Linked DNA regions of Homo sapiens: region 1 is linked to region 2. The links are chromatin loops, found by intact Hi-C in ENCODE. Cell type or tissue: IMR-90. All regions are shown on one strand. Links, peaks and the distances in the headings refer to the core of each region. The heading gives the core; the rest is flanking DNA.

What was found. A loop is a pair of places that touch in the nucleus more often than their neighbours do. Peaks named below come from ENCODE experiments on the same cell type or tissue, not always from the same donor. Only the 100,000 strongest peaks of a DNase experiment are listed, where the experiment ranks them.
Region 1: a loop joins it to region 2, with 2.0 times the contacts of the local background. A loop is called at or near these places in 2 of 110 quality-filtered maps.

What each region holds. Positions count from the first base shown.
Region 1 is chr13:20,199,871-20,208,005 of GRCh38, reverse strand. No RefSeq gene overlaps it. Among named protein-coding and RNA genes, the nearest start is that of GJB2, 11 kb to the right of the region's middle. In IMR-90, for the core only: no CTCF peak of the experiment used is centred there; no DNase peak of the experiment used is centred there; H3K27me3 peaks cover 3,345 bases.
Region 2 is chr13:20,290,591-20,300,467 of GRCh38, reverse strand. LOC105370102 (a long non-coding RNA gene) reads right to left here and starts at 4,780. Exons shown (of 3, transcript XR_941720.2): 1 at 4,675-4,780. In IMR-90, for the core only: no CTCF peak of the experiment used is centred there; no DNase peak of the experiment used is centred there; H3K27me3 peaks cover 2,207 bases.

The DNA.
Region 1 (8,135 bases), core at 1-8,000, 91 kb after region 2:
CATCCCAGCACCCACCTTCAGAAGGTCGAATTCAGTCAGCCCGGGATGGGCTCCAGAATCTGCATTTTGATAAGTCCCTCAGGTCATCCTCATCTCATGCTGGTCTTCAGAAACGCTCCCAGACACATGCCATTTCGAGCGGCCCGTAGAAATAGCTGTGCCTCTCTGAAACAGTTCCACTCTGGACCTGCGGCTGTGAAATGTGGGCTGCATTCAGTCATTGGTGTGTAATCACTATAGACAGACCCTTTTCAGCCCTATGGACTGAAAACATGAGTTTGTTTTTCAGCAACCTGTTCCACGCGGGGATGGGGTTGGAGGGGTCAGGCAGTCCCCGCCCTGGGAGGGCCACCGTGTCACCAGCTGCTGCCCTCCCTGCCTGCCCTGCGCATCTCCCCAGCGAGGACTTCTCCAGCCTCCATCTCTAGGCATTGGATGGGCCCTTAGATATCCAGCCGTAAGAGATCGAAAGAACGATAAGTCGTTCTTTCTTTTTTTTTTGGAACAAAGATTTTCTAGGAAATTTAATCTTTTTTTTTCTTTTTTCTTTTTTTTATTATTATTATACTTTAAGTTTTAGGGTACATGTGCACAATGTGCAGGTTTGTTACATATGTATACATGTGCCATGCTGGTGTGCTGCACCCATTAACTCGTCATTTAGCATTAGGTATATCTCCTAATGCTATTCCTCCCCCCTCCCCGCACCCCACAACAGTCCTCAGAGTGTGATGTTCCCCTTCCTATGTCCATGTGTTCTCATTGTTCAATTCCCATCTATGAGTGAGAACATGCGGTGTTTGGCTTTTTTGTCCTTGTGATAGTTTACTGAGAATGATGATTTCCAATTTCATCCATGTCCCTACAAAGGACATGAACTCATCATTTTTTATGGCTGCATAAGTCGTTCTTTCAAACACCCTGCAGTCAGCTTCTCCTCACGAGAAACCACATGAAAGCCCTCGGGGAAATGCCTCTCGGGATCTACTTTTCTTTGTGTGTATCCTACTTAGCCTATCGGTTTCTGCTTCCTGTGGGGCTACAGCCGTCTCGTCTTTTTCTGCTGGCTCCTTTGCTCTGTTCTCCAGTGGCTATCTTCTTTCTCCTTTCTTTCAAATGTTCTCCCTTATCTTCTCTGATACAGACAGAAGGTCAGGAGCCACGCCCATTACACTGACAGAACCCGATGTCCTGATGCGCTCTGTGCCTCCCAGATTTGGATGTGGATGCGAGGCGAGCTGGCCAGAGAGCAATCATTTCAGCGAGGGTCGTTATTCCCATCTTCTCTCTTAGGACGGAGGTAGGGGGACTTCTGGCCCCAAATGTTCCTTCTTCCAGCTGTGGCTGCCTCCATCCCGCAGAGTGAGCCTTTAATTTGGAGATCCTAATGCCCCAGTGCTGTGCCAGGCACAGTACACGTTCTGCATGGAGGACGGTTTACGCTCCCCTTACAGAAGAGGAAGGACACTCAGAAGGCTGAACTGTTCTGCCTAAGGTCACCGAGTTGCTAAGGCAAGAAGCAGCCTCCAATTCCTGCCTTACTGATTTCTGGGATGTGAAACCAAAAGGGTGAGGCGGCAAGCCCCGGCTGCCCTCGGGGGCTCTTCCCAAGTGCTCTCTTAGGTTCTCCCTCAATCACACAGACTCAGGAGAGCGCACAGGGCAAGGTGGGAAGACACCTGTGAACTGCATATGACAGGGAGGACCCCAAAGGCCTCCTGCCTGGTGTAGTGCGTCTGCCCCACCTAGCTGCCATCTGTCTCCTCATCTAGCACCAGAAATTCATTCCCACAGGCCTTACCAAAATCGTAAACAGAGATCCTTTTTGATGCAGTAATCCCACTTTTAGGAATTTACCCTGCAGAAATATTCAAGTGCAAAAAAAAATAAGGATGATTTTGCAAAATTATGTATAATAGTATAAAAATGGAAATGACATATATATCCCTTATTAAAGAATAACCCAGAAGCATTAGTTAGTATCTGGAAAACATTTACTCATTTATGTAAAGAATAGCTGTTAAACTGTTGTAAATGGGGGAGGGGAGCAAAGACAGAATTTATGAAAGAAAGGGAAGGGAAGGCAGAGGGGAAAACATGAACATCATGAGAACAGTGAGTTTTGGTTTTTTGTATTGTTCAAAAACTTTGAGAGTTTCACTGTGGGGTGCACTAGTCAGGCTGTCTCCAGGCAACATCGCTAATGTCCTTCCATTCATGCCCCTCAGTGAAGCCTTGTCTACCATGTTTCCATCATCAGAATTTTCTCACAGTTAGTAAGGAAAAGGTTAAATAAATTATAGTGGAGCTATGGAACAGAACAAGGTAGATCTCTGCACACTGACAGAACTGAAAAACATGGGCTGTGGCCACAAACCTCCGTGTGTGTGTGTGTGTGTGTGTGTACAGAAGAAGAATGAACAATCATACACCAAACTGTTCATGGGGAGGGAACAGGGATGACTTTTACTTTTTATTCTTTTAGTTTTTATTCTACCTAATTCTGTAGTTTCTTTTCTTCTTCTTCTTCTTGTTTTTTGAGACAGAGTCTCTCTCTGTTGCCCAGGCTGCATCGCCATATCTGCTCACTGCAACCTCCGCCTCCTAGGTTCAAACGATTCTCATGCCTCAGCCTCCTGAGTAGCTGGGAATACAGGCGTGTGCCACCAAGCCCAGCTAGTTTTTTGCATTTTTAGTAGAAACATGGGGTTTTGCCATGTTGGCCAGGCTGGGCCCGAACTCCTTACCTCAGGTGATCTGCCTGACTCGGCCTCCCAAAGTACTGGGATTACAGGTGTGAGCCATCATGCCCGGCCCTAATTCTGTAGTTTCTTAATTTTTGCTGATTATATATTACTTATTTCAAAAATTATAAATGAGAATTAATTTACCCTTAAAAGAAATTTTCTTTGTATTGAAGTATTTCATCAGTAAATAGGTTTTCTCAGCTGCAGGTATAGCCATTCTACTTGTGGAATTATCAAATTGCTTCCATACTAGTTGGAAATAATATGATAGAGACTACAACAAGAAAGAAGTAAACTGAATTAATAATGTATGGTGAATGCTATCATAAACTCACAGATCCAGCTAATTGTCCTAAGATATCATACAGCCCATTGACAAATGGGCCTCGAGGGAGAGCCCGAGACACCTGAGACGCCCCCACAGGTGTCCCTGCCAGCTCAGCCCCCATCTCACAGGACAGCGTGGCTGCTACATGCAATGTCGGGCAGCCCCGCACACTGTAGAGAATCACCAGGCTAATGTTATCCTCAAATTATGTCATTGTTACTTTTGACTAATGATTAATAAGTTGTCATTCTTCTGTGAGTAGTAAGGGAGCAGTATTTTATAGTTATAAATTCAGAAACCTAGAATAAAATATTAAAAATAAAACCTCAGAAATAGGAAACAGACTTTGGATAATTTTTAATATTCCTTTTGAATATCAAAAACAGCAATCTTCAGAATCTGTAGGAGAAAAAAAAAGTGAATTATAGCCTAGAGTATCTCTTGATAGTCTAAACAAAAGCAGAATAGCCTAGAACATTTTTGACATTGTGTAAGAATCAGTAATAGTTTGTATTTCAGAAATAAAATGCAGTTTTATTGTTTCAACAAAAGTAGCGGCTTATTGTTGCTAGTAACATAACCACTGGATAAAAATGATGCTCAAAAGTCCTATTATTAAAAGCTGAACATACATACATTTTATCAAAATAGTAATTACTTCTATTAAAGCTCACAACTCAATAAATGAAAACTTATACCCATGAATGAATAAAAACTTAAAAGTCTATCCTAAATAAGTTTCACATAATAGGTCATCTGAAATAATAAAAATATCATTTATAAGGGAAATTTAAAAACATTTAGTAAGTAAAATAAGAAATTTTAACATTATCTACTATATAATTTTAAGTAATCGAGCAGGTTGTTTCTGGTTGAAATAATGGTGAGTTAGTTTATCCAAAACAAATGCTACTGCTGAGAAAAAGAGAAGTGGAGCAATGTAGACAAAACATCTGTTTGAAAGCATCAGAGGGCTGCCAAAGTAGCAAGGGCTTGAAGATCCCAGAAAGAAAGAAAAAGCAAAGGGATAAGACAGTTGCCGATTTGCAAAACAAGGAATAAACAAGCAAACAAAAACCCTAAATAGATACCCCAGGCTTTCAGTTCAGACATTGAAAGGGATAGCTGGGAGAAGGACTCACCTGGAAATTGGCTGACGCTCACCAAGACTAAAGCCAAGCTTTGAATTCGCTTAATCTTTGGCTGGATTAATAGTACTTTCCCTACCCCAACTGCCTTCCAGAAGCAAAAATAAATCCTGCTGGGAAGAAGTTAGCATCAGCCTGGGCCTCTATGTGCTGCATTCAGACTCATTCTCCTGTTGGCCACCATAGAGCCACTCTCTACTCAACAGTGCCAACCTTGAGTTCTATCTTTATTTCTGGCACTTCGAGACCTGCCTTTCTTTATTTCTTTCACTTAGTTATTTGTCAAGGTTTTTATGTGATATTTTATTGAGAATTATTATATTTAATGTGGGAAGAGAAACTTCTTGGACAGGTCCTACTGACATGTTGCAGGAAGTCGAAGTCACCTAAATGAATCTTCTAACTCGGTTTCCAAATCTCTTTAAATTAAAGACATACATATAGTCTTCAACAGTTTTTCCTGGCCAGGTGCGGTGGCTCACGCCGTTTGGGAGGCCGAGGCGGGAAGATCACCTGTGGTCAGGAGTTTGAGACCAGCCTGGCCAACATGGTGAAACCCCATGTCTACTAAAAATACAAAAAAATTAGCTGGGCATGGTGGCACACACCTGTAATTCCAGCTACTCAGGAGGCTGAGGCACAAGAATTGCTTGAACCCGGGAGGCAGAGGTTGCAGTGAGCCGAGATAGCACCACTGCACTCCAGCCTGGGCGACAGAGTGAGACTCTGTCTCAGAAAAAAAAAAAAAAAGTTTTTCGTGAGTATTGAAAAGATGGTTATGAAGTACATCTTTTTCTCTCTTCTTTCCTGCTTCTCTATTACTATTTCTTAATATTCCTATAGGTGAAATAAAACTCAAAACTACAGCTTTTCTACTTGTTAGAAGGTTTCATAAAACATCTTCTGGAGGAAGAGATTGGTACTGATCTCGAATGCAGGGCTCAAGAAACTTCACCCACATACTTCTTTCCAAGGACCTCACACACCCACCCTGTTATGCCACCTTAATTTAAATTTTTGCTCCAGTAATTAACAAGAAAAAAAACAAAATATATGAAGGAATAATAAGAAGACACACATTTTCTGAAAATAAAAGCTCTAGTAATTGGTCAGTGAGAAAAATCAAAGAAATAAGAAGAAGACACACATTTTCTGAAAATAAAAGCTCCAGTAATTGGTCAATGAGAAGAATCCTCTATCACTCATTTCACATCAACGTGTTTAATAACTATCAGTGAAAAATTTTAAACTGGTTTAAATTTTTTAAACTAGTATAAATCTGTTGGCAAAGGTGTAGAAAAACAGGTCTTCTCATTGCTGATGGAATGAAAATTGGTTCAATCCCCATGGAAGGCAATTTGGCTATATCCATCAAAATAACAAATGCATGTACATTTTGACCCATCACATCTAGTTTGAGGACATTATCCTCCAGAAGTACTTGCATAAATATATAATGACATATGTACATGACAAATAATTAGAGTACAATTTGTATTATTTATTACTTAAATGTTAGTAGAATTCACCAGTGAAGCTATCTGGGCCTGGAGTTTTATTTGTGGGAAAGGTTTTTGTTACAAATTCAATTTTCTTAATAGATACATTTTTTCATTTCTGTTTGTGCCCATTTTGATAAGTTGTATTTTTCAAGGAATTTAAATTTGTTCACTTCAATCAAGTTATTGAATTTATTGGAAGAAAATTGTTCCTACATTTTATTATTAACTTTTTTAGTGTCTGTAGGATCTGTTGTGATTTCCCCTCTTTCATTCCTGATGACATAGTTTATGTTTTTTCTCTTTTTTCCTTAATTACTGTTGCTTGGAATGTTATGGACAGAATTGTGTCCCTCCAACAATCATACATCAAAGCACTACTGTGCAGTGTGATGGTGTTTGGAGACTGAGCCTTTGGGAGATAGCTAGGTTGAGATGAGGTTATGAGGGTGTGGCCCTCATGATGGGATGAGCGCCCTTATAAAAAGAGACACCAGAGAGCTTGCACCTCTCTCTCTCTCTGCCATGTGAGCACACAGCAAGAAGGCTACCATCTGCAAGCCAGGAAGAAAGCCCTCACCAGAACCCAAGCATACTGGCATCCTGATCTTGGACTTCCAGCCTCCAGAACCATGACAAAATAAGTTTCTGTTGTTTAAGCTACCCAGTCTATGGTATTTTGTTATGGCAGCCCAAGCTAAGACAAAGAGTTTATCAATTTTATTAATATTTTCAAAGTATTAAACTTTGGCTTTGTTTGATTTTCTCTATTAGTTGCCTTCTACTTAATTGATTTTTTTATATTTGTTATTTCCTTTCTGTACATACAATGAGTTTCATTTGTTCTTTTTTCACACTTCTTAAGGTGGAAATGTAATAGTCAATTCTAAATTTTTCTTCTTTTTCTAATATTTATTTTTAATATTTAAGGCAAAAATTTCTCTGTTAGCACTGCTTCAGGTACATACCCCAAATTTTAATATTTATGTTTTCATTTTCATTGATTTTAAACATTTCAAATGTCTCAAAATTCCTTCTTTTACTCATGGGTTATTTGTTATTTAATTTCCAAATGTTTGGTATTTTCTAGATATTCATATATCTAGTTTAATTCTGCAACAGTCAGAGAATATATTCTGTGAGATTTCTATTCCTTGGAATTTATTGAGACATTTCATAGTTCAGCATGTCTTTTCTCAACAAACATTTCACATGCACTTGAAAACGATGTGTATTATGCAGTTGCTAAACCTGGTGTTCTATAAATGTAAGTGAGGCCAAATTAGCTGATAGTATTCCTTAGATCTTCTATATCCTTACTGATTTTTATTATATACATGTTCTGTCAATTACTCAGTTATTATAACTATGAATATGGATTTGTCATTTTTCCCTTTGGTGTTCTTAATATTGCTTTGTGTATTTTGGATCTCTGTTACTTAGGGAATACACATTTAAGAGTGATGTCTTCTTCTTTTTTTTTTTTTTTTGAAATGGAGTCTCGCCCAGTTGCCCAGACTGGAGTGCATGGTGCGAACTCAGCTCACTGCAACCTCCGCCCACTGGGTTCAAATGAATCTCCCCGTCTAGCTGGGATTGCTGACGCCCACCACCACGCCCAGCTAATTTTTTGTATTTTTAGTATAGATGGGGTTTTGCCATGTTAGCCAGGCTGGTCTTGAACTCCTGACCTCAGGCAATCCGCCTGCCTGGGCCTCCCAAAGTGCAGGGATTACTGGTGTGAGCCACTGCACCTGGCCAAGATTGATGTCTTCTTGATGAAAAGACCCTTTTACCATTTGAGATGTCTTTTTAACTCTGTTAGTTTCCTTGTTTTGAAGTATATTTTGTACAGTAAAGCCACCCCAGCTTCCCTATAATTTAAGTTTGCATTGTGTATGTACATTTTCCCATACTTTTATTTTCAATATGTAGTGTATCTACTTCTATTGACTGTTTTTTTTTTTCCTCCTGATTATGGATCTCATTTTCCTATTTCCTCACGTCTTGTGATTTTTTTACTGAAGGTTAGACATTGCATATAAAAGACTCTCCAGGAGTGTTTTGTTTTTGTTTTTTCTAGTGAGTGCAAGTCCTTTTCTCTCTGCCAGCTGGCTGGAATGAGAATCTGATCAGATTTCATCAAGAGTCAGGTTGAGCTGAGACTGAGCTGTAGTGTTCACTAAATTGAGTGCACCACTGATATCTAATGGAAACAAGGACGTTTTACTTTGCTCCTCAGCCTAACCTGAATTTCCTATGCCGCCACTGTATAATGGCTAGTTTCTTTGGTTTTACTACTGTTCAAACTGGAAGCAGGTTGAGACATAGATTTCATATCATTTGGCTTACCTTGCATCTAACATGGCTCCAAAATTCAAGCACTATGAAATTGTTTGTTTTCCAGCCTTGC
Region 2 (9,877 bases), core at 1,153-9,152:
GCAGATGACAAGAGTGCAACGAAATGTGGAAAGTGGAAACGGGTGCTGGTGGTGGCCACCTCAGCAGGGCGGCAGAAATCGCACCTTCACTGCCTGCAGGTGAGTTCCTCCCGTGCCTGCTGCAGAGTCGCTGTGGGGACAGGGCCTCGAAGGCAGAGGGATGGAGTGAGCTGAGAGGGGCCCCCCTGGAGGGCCATACGCGGAGCAGCGGTGTCCCCCTAGCCAGGAAACTGCCCTCCCCTTCTGAAGGGAATGGTAGCTGGTTCTCCAGTGAGGTTGAACCTGAAAGGCTCTGGACTCAGGGACACCAGGAACTGCTGAAGACAGGGAGCAGCCATCCTGAAAACAAGGGCTTCCGTGACTGTGTAGGTGCTGACCAGGGAAAAGTCTAGCCCTCCTATGAGACTTCCGCCAGTCACCCCGCTGTAGAGACACCAGCCAAAGCCCTGCCACGCACAGAGACTCCAAGCAACATTTTACTATGTGACTTCTCAGTATTAACAGTCAACTGCATTCTCCAAGAATGCTCTTAAAGGAAAAGATAAAACAAACTGAAAAAAATAAATCAGAGGAAAAAAACAATTCAGGAAGCAAGAAAATAAAATATCCCCAAACCTTCCACTATAATTAATATCCTCAAAGATGGGTATCATTTTCATGAACTAAGAAAGAAATGTTATGAAAATAGAACATTTAGAAAACAAGATAAGCTCTGAGAAGTTAAAAGTATGAGAGCAGAAATGTACAAAATAAATAGAGGCATGACATCACAGTCAAGGAAGACTCGGGCACCGAAAGAAAAAGTCCCTCCACTGAAACAGCCATAGCTGCCAAAGACTGTTGGTATCAGCTTTTGGGGGACTCTGGAATCTAATCTGAAATTTGTAGCAACCAAGGCACTGAAAAATGAAGAAAAGGCAGCTGGATTTCAATAAAACAGCAATGTGGCCCGTTCCCCTACCTGACTACGGTCCCATCCCCTAGTGGTAGTGGCTTTGGGGATGGTGGCCACATTCCTGGTGCAGCTTGCTGGTGCCAGGGACTAATACAGTCTGGTGGATCTGGAGTGTAGGGGGGAAGTCTACAAAGCAGGATGTGAAGGCCACAGTAAAGTCACAGGTGGCCTGGCTAGCACCGAAGGAGTGCCCTACTCTGAATCAAGCGGCAAAATCCGAGAAGGACGTTTTCCGCCTCTCTTTTGGCTTCAGGCATTTAAGGAAATCTCTCTCTCTGTTTAGATAGGATGATAAGATAAGAATGATCTCCCAGAAAGCAGAACAAAAAAGATAAATGAGCTCTGAGATATAGGAGAAAAAATATTTTTAAAAATCGAATAAGAAATCCAGGAAGTCCAAAATTAGAGTTCTAGGTAGAGCAGACTTAAGGAAAAAATGGAGGTAAGAAAAATTTCCCAATAAATAAAAACAGACTGACTGACACCATGAAAAATTGTGTTGAAACTTTAGAACATCATCATTCCAGAGAAGATCCTAAATGCTTTCAGCAAGGACAAATGAGGTCAGACACAAAGGACATGGAGTTGAAATAGCACTGGAAGAAGTCACGTCTGCCTAGGATGTAGAAAGCAGCACTGGTGTCTTCCCTACTGTAAAGATGAGAAAATAAACGTTTCTTGAGCCCCTAAGAGAACTAAGTTCATAAGGCAACCAAGTAAACTGGATTTCAAAGAGGCATCAGCCCCTCCAACGAGAGATGGACACACAAACCTTTGGTGGAGCAGAGGACAAAGAGAGAGATTGTTGCCGATTGGGTAAGAAGAAATTGGCTAAAATTTTAACACGTTTTTAAAGGCCAAGTGGGGGCAAGCACATGCAGTGCCTGTGGTGCAAGGAGAGTCTGTGCTTACTGGTGAGCTCATTTCCATGGGCTCCACAGTGAATCCTTACAAACACCCAGACCACAGGAAGAGGGCAGGAGCACAGAGGCTGCGGCAAGGCTGAGGAGCAGGTACCCCCTCCCACTTCCTTGGATGCTTCCCTGCTGAGACGTAAAAGCTACTGGTGCAGGGACTGTAGACCCTCTTGCCTGTTGCTTCTGGGGAAAGAGTAGAGGCCAGACCCATCTGCTTCAAGGAGAGAGGTGAGACAGCCCCTCCCAGGATGCAGACAAAGGGCTGGGTCACTGCTGGGGGATGGTGGAAGCAAAAACCCTATACCACTGGGGGACCGGGAGAACATATTTGGGGTTCAGGATCCTACATTTACAACAGGAAGAGGTCTGCAGGTGATGGAGGTGGGGGAGAAAACTCCCACCCAAATCCAAATGCAGATACAAGCAGCATGGTGGCCAAGGGGAGAAGGCGAAGGAATGCTTAACAAGCTCCGTCCCTGAGGCCCAGGTGCATAGGGCCTGCCTAAGACCGAGGTTGAAACAGGACAACAGAGAGCCCCGCCAAGCCCCCACCGCAAGTCCAGCTCTGAGTAACAAACGACAGCAATCTACTGCTCTGGGAGGGCCAAGAGCAGAGAGAGCCCCCTGTGTGCTGTGGTATAGGGATGGCCGAACGCTGAAAGGGAGCAAGCAAGAACACTGAGAAAACCCTCTGGCTCCTGAGTCCCTCTCTAAGCACCAGGCATGACAGCAGCCTGTCACAGGGGTATCTGAAACCCACGGTGCACTGAAGGTAATGACAGGAACAACAAAACTCCAACTCGGTAACTATCACACACAGACTTTAAAATACAGACGAAGGCTGGTGCAATGGCTCATGCCCATAATCTCAGCACTTTGGGAGATGGAGGTGGGAGGATCATTTCAGCCCAGGAGTTTGAGGCTGCAGAGCACTATGATCACACCAGCGCACTCCAGCCTGGGTGACAGAACAGGACCCTGTCTCAAAAATAAACAAGTAAATAAATACAGACTATGATTAAGTTGTTAAAAGATCCAGTAGAAAAGGTAGACAACAGGCATGAAGGGATGAGGAATTTCAGCAGAGATGGAAACCGTAAGAAAGAATCTAATGAAAAAGCTAGAAATTTAGAAACATGATATCAAATCAAATAATTCTTTCAGTGGATGAATTGCTAGCCTGAACACGAGCTGAGGAATGACTCAGTGAACTTGATGAGAGGTTCCAGAAAGACATTAGACTTCTCAACAGTCATAGTATGATCTGGAGGATGATTGCTGCCTTCAACCATCAATCAAGAGTGACTTTAAAGGTACTTTTGTACCTAAAGGGTCTCAAAAAAAAATGGATCTTTCATGCACCTTTTCTCAGGAACTTCTTGGAGTATATTCTCCACCAAAACGGGGGAGTCACCCGGAGACAGGAAGACATGGGTTCTCGAATCACGGTATCCAACAGAGGTGAGAGGCAAGGGAGGTTTCCAGGATGACAGTGACAGGAAGACGGCTATGGAAGTGGCCTAGAGGGAGAGGAGGACAGGGAGACAGAGGGCGGTACTGCCAGAAAAAAAATGGAGTGGTAGCTTATCTGAAGTATTGGACCACTGAGAGGAGTTTTATAGTCTGTTTGAATGTATGGGGCTGGATTAGTGAAGGGTACATTAAAACAAACAAACAAACAAACAACAAAAAACAAAAAAAAAAACTAAGCCAGCCAGCAAACACAGAAAGGACAAGAATTATTCTAGGAAAAAAATTAAAATGCCATACCAAAAAAAAAAAGGCAGATAATAGAGTGATGCCGCTCCAAGCAGGGAACTTCAGGGACGGATGGCCACCACCAGGAGCTAGGGACAGGCACAGGACTCAGCCCAGAGTCTCAGGGGACTGGTGGCTCTGCCAACACCTGGATCTCAGGCTCCTGGCCTCCAGATGTGTGAGAAAATTAATTCCTGCTGTTTTAAGCCACACAGTTTGTGGGACCTTGTTATAGCAGCCCTGGGCTGCTGATACGCTTACCCTTTTAAATAAGAATGTTCACACCTGAATAACTCTCAATTATCAACTGTCCAACTGGCCTCGCTCCTAATTGGCCAAAACATCCCTGTTGATAACCACGGACACACAACTCGCCGCAGCCTGGCTCCTCAACTCCACGGACCTCCACCTTCACTCATCAGCAGAGTACACCATGGGTTTTGTCACCACACAGACCCGCAGAAAACTCCCTTGAAGAAAGTGCCAAATTGTGGCAATTAAACACAGTATCAGTCATATATCGGCAGGGCCCTTCCTGCTGTAAAGGAGTCTTTTTTCTTCATTCCTTGCTAATCTCCAGCCACAGTCTCTGCAGCACCTGTTCTCCATCTTCCCGGAGCCCTCACTCAGGACTGGCTCCTGGGTCTGCTCAGTTTGTGCCCCCGCGCCTCGGGGAGCTGAGGTTCCCTCCGAGGCAAGTCTCCCACAGGCCCACCGCTGGGGAGCCCAGCTGCTTCATTGCCCAGGGCCTTTCTTTATCCTAGTCTCTAATCAAGCAGGCCTCCTCCTGGAGCTGGGTCAGCCACAGAAGCTGAAACACGGTGTAGTGGAAAGTTTTTTACTTTTTATAAATAAAATAAAAACTTTTTATAAATATAAATAAAAGGACACTTTTTATTAAGAAAGGCAGTTTTGCTTTTAAGCAACTTCAATAGCACTGAGAGACTTGACTGAGGGTGTTAGGAGGCTGCTTGGCCACAAACCCCACACTGCCAGTCCCCCTGGCCAGCAGCCTCACGCCCTGACCTCCTCAATTCCACTGACCTGCACCCGACTCCTCCACCAGCCACCAGAAGTATCACATCTTGTTCCTTGTCATGGCTTCGACCTGTTCTGCCCCCCAGGATGTCCCTGCCGGGAGATACCTCTCTGGACGGGAACTTCCTTGACTTCTGTCCTCCCACACTCGCACATTTGCTGAAGCTGCTTTCCTCCTCATCACCTGTGTCTAGCCCCTCCCTGTCCTCCTGCTCCCTTGTCACCCTCCTTTGAAGGTGATCATTGGCCTCTCCTCCTTCCCACTCAGAATTAGGCACTGTGGGTTGAAGATACTATGAGTGTATCATCATCACATTCAAATTACAATAGTTGAGAGTTACATTTGACTTTGGAATTCAGATGATACTGGTCCTGTTATTTATAAGTCTCATACTTTTGTGCTACATAATGAACACTATAAATAAGTGAAAAATGGGCTGGGCAAGGTGGCTTACAGCTGTAATCCCAGCTCTTTGGGAGGCCGGCCAAGGGTGGAGGATCACTTGAAGCCAGGAGTTTGAGACTAGCCTGGACAACATAGTGAGATCCCATCTCTACAACAAACAAACAAAAAGCTAAGCCTAAAAGCAATCCCAGCTGCTAGGGAGGCTGAGGCATAAGGATCTCTTGAGCCCAGGAATTCAAGACTGCATTGAGCCATGATTGCACCACTGCACTCCAGCTTGGGCAACAGAGCAACATCCTGTCCCTAAAAAAAAAAAAAAAAAGTAATAAACAAATAACAAAAAATGAACAGCATAAATAAGAGAAAAGATTATTCATAGCTAACATAATTATCCATCAAGAAGAGTTTTCATGGCAAAGGGCTCTGAAAGGGGCAGTTTGAGTGCCTCGTGGTTAGTGGAGGAGTTTTAGGAGATGGCTGCAGACCACATTCCCATGACAGACCCCAGAGAACATCCAAACTCATGGCAGTTTCCACAACGTGGCTGAAATTCACAAGAGCAGGGTAAGAGTGGATTCTAACAGTGAATAGAATCAAATGCCAAAGACAATGGTGGAATTGAAGAATACCCCAGGGAAAGTGAATCGGGAGGAAGTTGGCACATCAAGGATGGATGTGGACTGCATGTGCCACAGGCCTCCAGTGGTGGCGCTCACACTTGTATTTTTTTTAAGCAGTGGAACTCTTTCTTCAAGTTGAAAACAAACAAAAGCAGGACTCTGATTAAAGCTGAGGTCAGGGATCTAGAGCCCCCTCACCCCATCCCACTGAGTCTAGAGGTGGTTCCAGAACTCCTCCCTTACAGCCACAGAGATGAGAGCTGGCTGGAAAATTCACGACTCCTAACCCAACACTGTTGGCTACTACTGAAACTAGCTATTGGGTATAAATATTTACTAGAATATTTGTATTGAGCTATCTATGTGTGTGGACTTATAATATCTAGTAAATGGTTGAATCTGGGCACGCCTTTCTATTTGTGATTTTTTTCCTAAGAAACCTCAAATTCTTGTATTTTGCAAGTTTCCAGATACTGTTGCTTTTATTTGCTCTTAGCTTTGGCACCCACACACTCACAGTTGGGAGCCACCATCTTCAGTATCTCCCTTAATTATTTATCTATTCATTATATATTTAGTAAACAATTACTATTTACATATGTATACACAGTATATATATATACTGTATATACTGTAAATATATGTATATATACAATTCTCATATGTATATACATATGTAAATATATGTATGCAATTGAGAAACTAATTTGTTAATTTACATGTTACAAACTAACATATGTAAATATATGTATATATAAGCAATTGAGAAACTAATTTGAATAAGGCATAATCTCGGCCTCCACAAAGCATGGAGTCTAACAGGAGACATAATAATACCTGGCATGTGAAAAGCACTAGATTAGAAGCACGTGCAGGATATCATGGGAGCCCAGAGAAAGGGCGCCTGAATCAACTTACCGGCAGAGTACAGAGGTCCCGGGACAGGTGACAGAGAGATGACATTCGACATGAGTTTTGAAGGATAAGTGGGATTAAGCTAAAACCAAATGATTCACTGGAGAGATGGGTGAAGTCCAGATTGTGAAAAACTTTGTGCTTTATTATCTCGCATGTATATGACCTCCTCCAACAGACAAAACCGCAGAAATGGAGAACAGATGAGTGACTGCGGGTTGAGGGCCCGAGGGACTGCCGTGGGCTAGCACAAGGGAGCTTATTGGGGTGACTGAAGAGCTCTGCATCCTACCTGGTGTTCAGTGGTGGAGACATAAATCTATTCATGTGCTAAAATCCACAGAACTGTATGACCCCCCAAAAGATCAGATTTACTATTTGATCATTTCAAAAAAAAATTTTTAATTTAAATAGCTTAAACGTATATAACTTTATCAATAATCGCAATAGACTTTTTCACATTACTTGTGTATTACATGACTGTATAGAAAGAAACTCCAAGGGCATCAACCAAAAATATACAAGAAGTAATGAATGTATTCAGAGGGAATGGCTACACCAGGGAAAACTATAAACACTGTGTTCCTACTGGTCCTAAGAAAACACAGTGAAATTCTCTTTATGGGATGATTGAAAACAACAATAACACCAAATGCCTGAATATTCATTTACCTAGGAACAAAAGAAATGCATATCTTAGGGCTCAATTAATTTAGTGCTTTAATAAGAAAACCATGGCCCACTGCAGAATGATACGCATGTTGTGATCCTAATAACATTCTTTTAAATTTAGATGTGTCCACAGACAATACGTATGTCAGTGCACAAAAAACAAAAAAAAGCCACCAAAACAGGGGTTACCCCTGTGGAGGAAAGAGGGATGGGGCATGGGATGGCTCACCAGGGAACTTCCATTATTTATTACTTATATAATTCTCCATTATTTGACATTTTTGGTAGAATGCATTCATGTGTTGTCTGTGTAATCGCTCAAACAATAAGGTGAAGAAAACTAAGGCCCAGGTAGGAAGGTCACATACTTAATACACAAGTAATAAGAAAAAAATAGAGTAATAAGAAAAAATTATTTGTAAATTAAAAACAGCTTCACAGCATTTCTAGAACCCTGAAAAATAGAACCCCCCCCCGCCACGGGGAGTGGGGAGGCTCAGGCATGGCGGGCTGCAGGTCCCGAGCCCTGCCCGGCAGGGAGGCAGCTAAGGCCCTGCGAGAAATCTACCGCAGCGCCGGTGGGCTGGCACTGCTGGGGGACCCAGCATACCCTCCGCAGCCGCTGGCCCGGGTGCTAAGCCCCTCATTCCCCGGGGCCGGCAGGGCTGGCCGGCCGCTCCGAGTGCGGGGCCCGGCAAGCCCACACTCACCCGGAACTCCAGCTGGCCCGGCAAGCGCCGCGCGCAGCCTGGTTCCCGCTCGCGCCTCTCCCTTCACACCTCCCTGCAAGCTGAAGGAGCCGGCTCCGGCCTTGGCCAGCCCAGAAAGGGGCTCCCACAGTGCAGCGGTGGGCTGAAGGGCTCCTCAAGTGCCGCCAAAGTGGGAATCCAGGCAGAGGAGGCGCCGAGAGCGAACGAGGGCTGCAAGGACTGCCAGCACGCTGTCACCTCTCAATACCGTCTGTTTATATACTTTGAAACGGTTTATATAACATGAAATTTCCATCCTTCAAAAACTCTGAAAACCCTTGCACACTGTTGGTGAAACTGTAAAATGTTGCGACTGCTATGGAAAACAGTATGGCAGTTCCTAAAAACATTAAAAATGGAATCACCACATGGCCGAGCAGCTCCACTTCTGGATATCTGTCCAAAAGCACTGAAAGCAGAATCTCAAGAGATAGTTACACATCGTGTGCAAATATGCACATGTTCATATCAGCTCTATTCACAATAGCCTAGAGGCTGAAGCAACCCACATGTCCATCAACAGATGAATAGATAACAAAAATGTAGTGTATACATACAAGGGAAACTTTAAAAAGGAAGTAAATCCTGTCACGTGGTACCACATGGAAGAACTTTAAGGACATTATGCTAAGTGAAATAAGTCAGTCACAAAAGGACAAATACTGTGTGATTCCACTTATACGAGGTACCAAGAGTAGGGATATTCATACAGACAGAAAGTAGAATGGTGGTTACCAGGGGCTGGGGCGGGGGAGAACAGGGAGTTATTGTTCATGGGTACAGAGTTTCAGATCTGCAAGATGAAGAAGTTCAGGAGAGGGACTGTGATATGCATGGCAATGTGATGGAATTGATGCCACTGAGCTGTAAACTCAAAAACAGTTAAGATAGCAAAGTTTATGTTATGTGTTTTTTATCACAACAAAAATTAATAACTCAGAAAAATTCTTTGGTGAGACAATTGGGATTAATTACCCTTGGGTCTTAATAGCAGTTCCTTAGAGAACAAATCTATTGCCTTTTCTTTTGGGCACGTTTTCTTTATAGGTTAGTTAGTCTCACCTCAGAACCACAAAATGTCAGAGCTAAATGGGACCTGAGGGATTGTCATTTGTATCAGAAATTAAACACCTGCAGGGGCCTAGCAGCCACCCGACAGCAAAGTACAGCTCAAGGAAGCACAGTGGAGGGCCACGCCCATCCACAGCTGCTGCCCAGCTGCAAGCCACGTGCCACAGCAGTGGGGCCCCAGAACACCACGTTTACAGGTGGAATCCCCTAACTTTAAAAATATTAGCTACTAATTAAGAAAAAAATGTTAACATTGGAATGGCTAACATACACAGGTGCATGTGCGCACACACACACACATGCACACACGTATGTGTGTGCATAAAGAGGAGAGGCAGGGAGGAGGGAAGGAAACAGACGCCCTGGGCTTGGGCTTGCAATATAATATAATATTTTTAAATATAAGAAAGGTAAGCACTGGGCAAGGTCTTTTGTGGGGGTTGAGACCACAACCTAGCAGTCTACTGTGCTCAGTGGGTCTTCAAAAGCCCCTGAAACCTGATAGTATAACATTGAAGTCTGCAAGTACAATTTCATCTCTGCATCTTCCATGTCTCCACTAGTTTTTGTTATGCATTTAGTTGAACTTGGCCTTGTTCCTTTAATTTCTCTGCCCTTCAGTTTCTGTGAAATGGAGATTGTCATTCCTAACTTTATAAGGTGGTTTTGAAGATTAAATGGAACAATACATGCAAACACAGAGTCTGAACCTGGCATTTCATAAATGTCAACTGCTATTATTATTTTAAGTGCATGACTTAGAGCCACAACTGTGT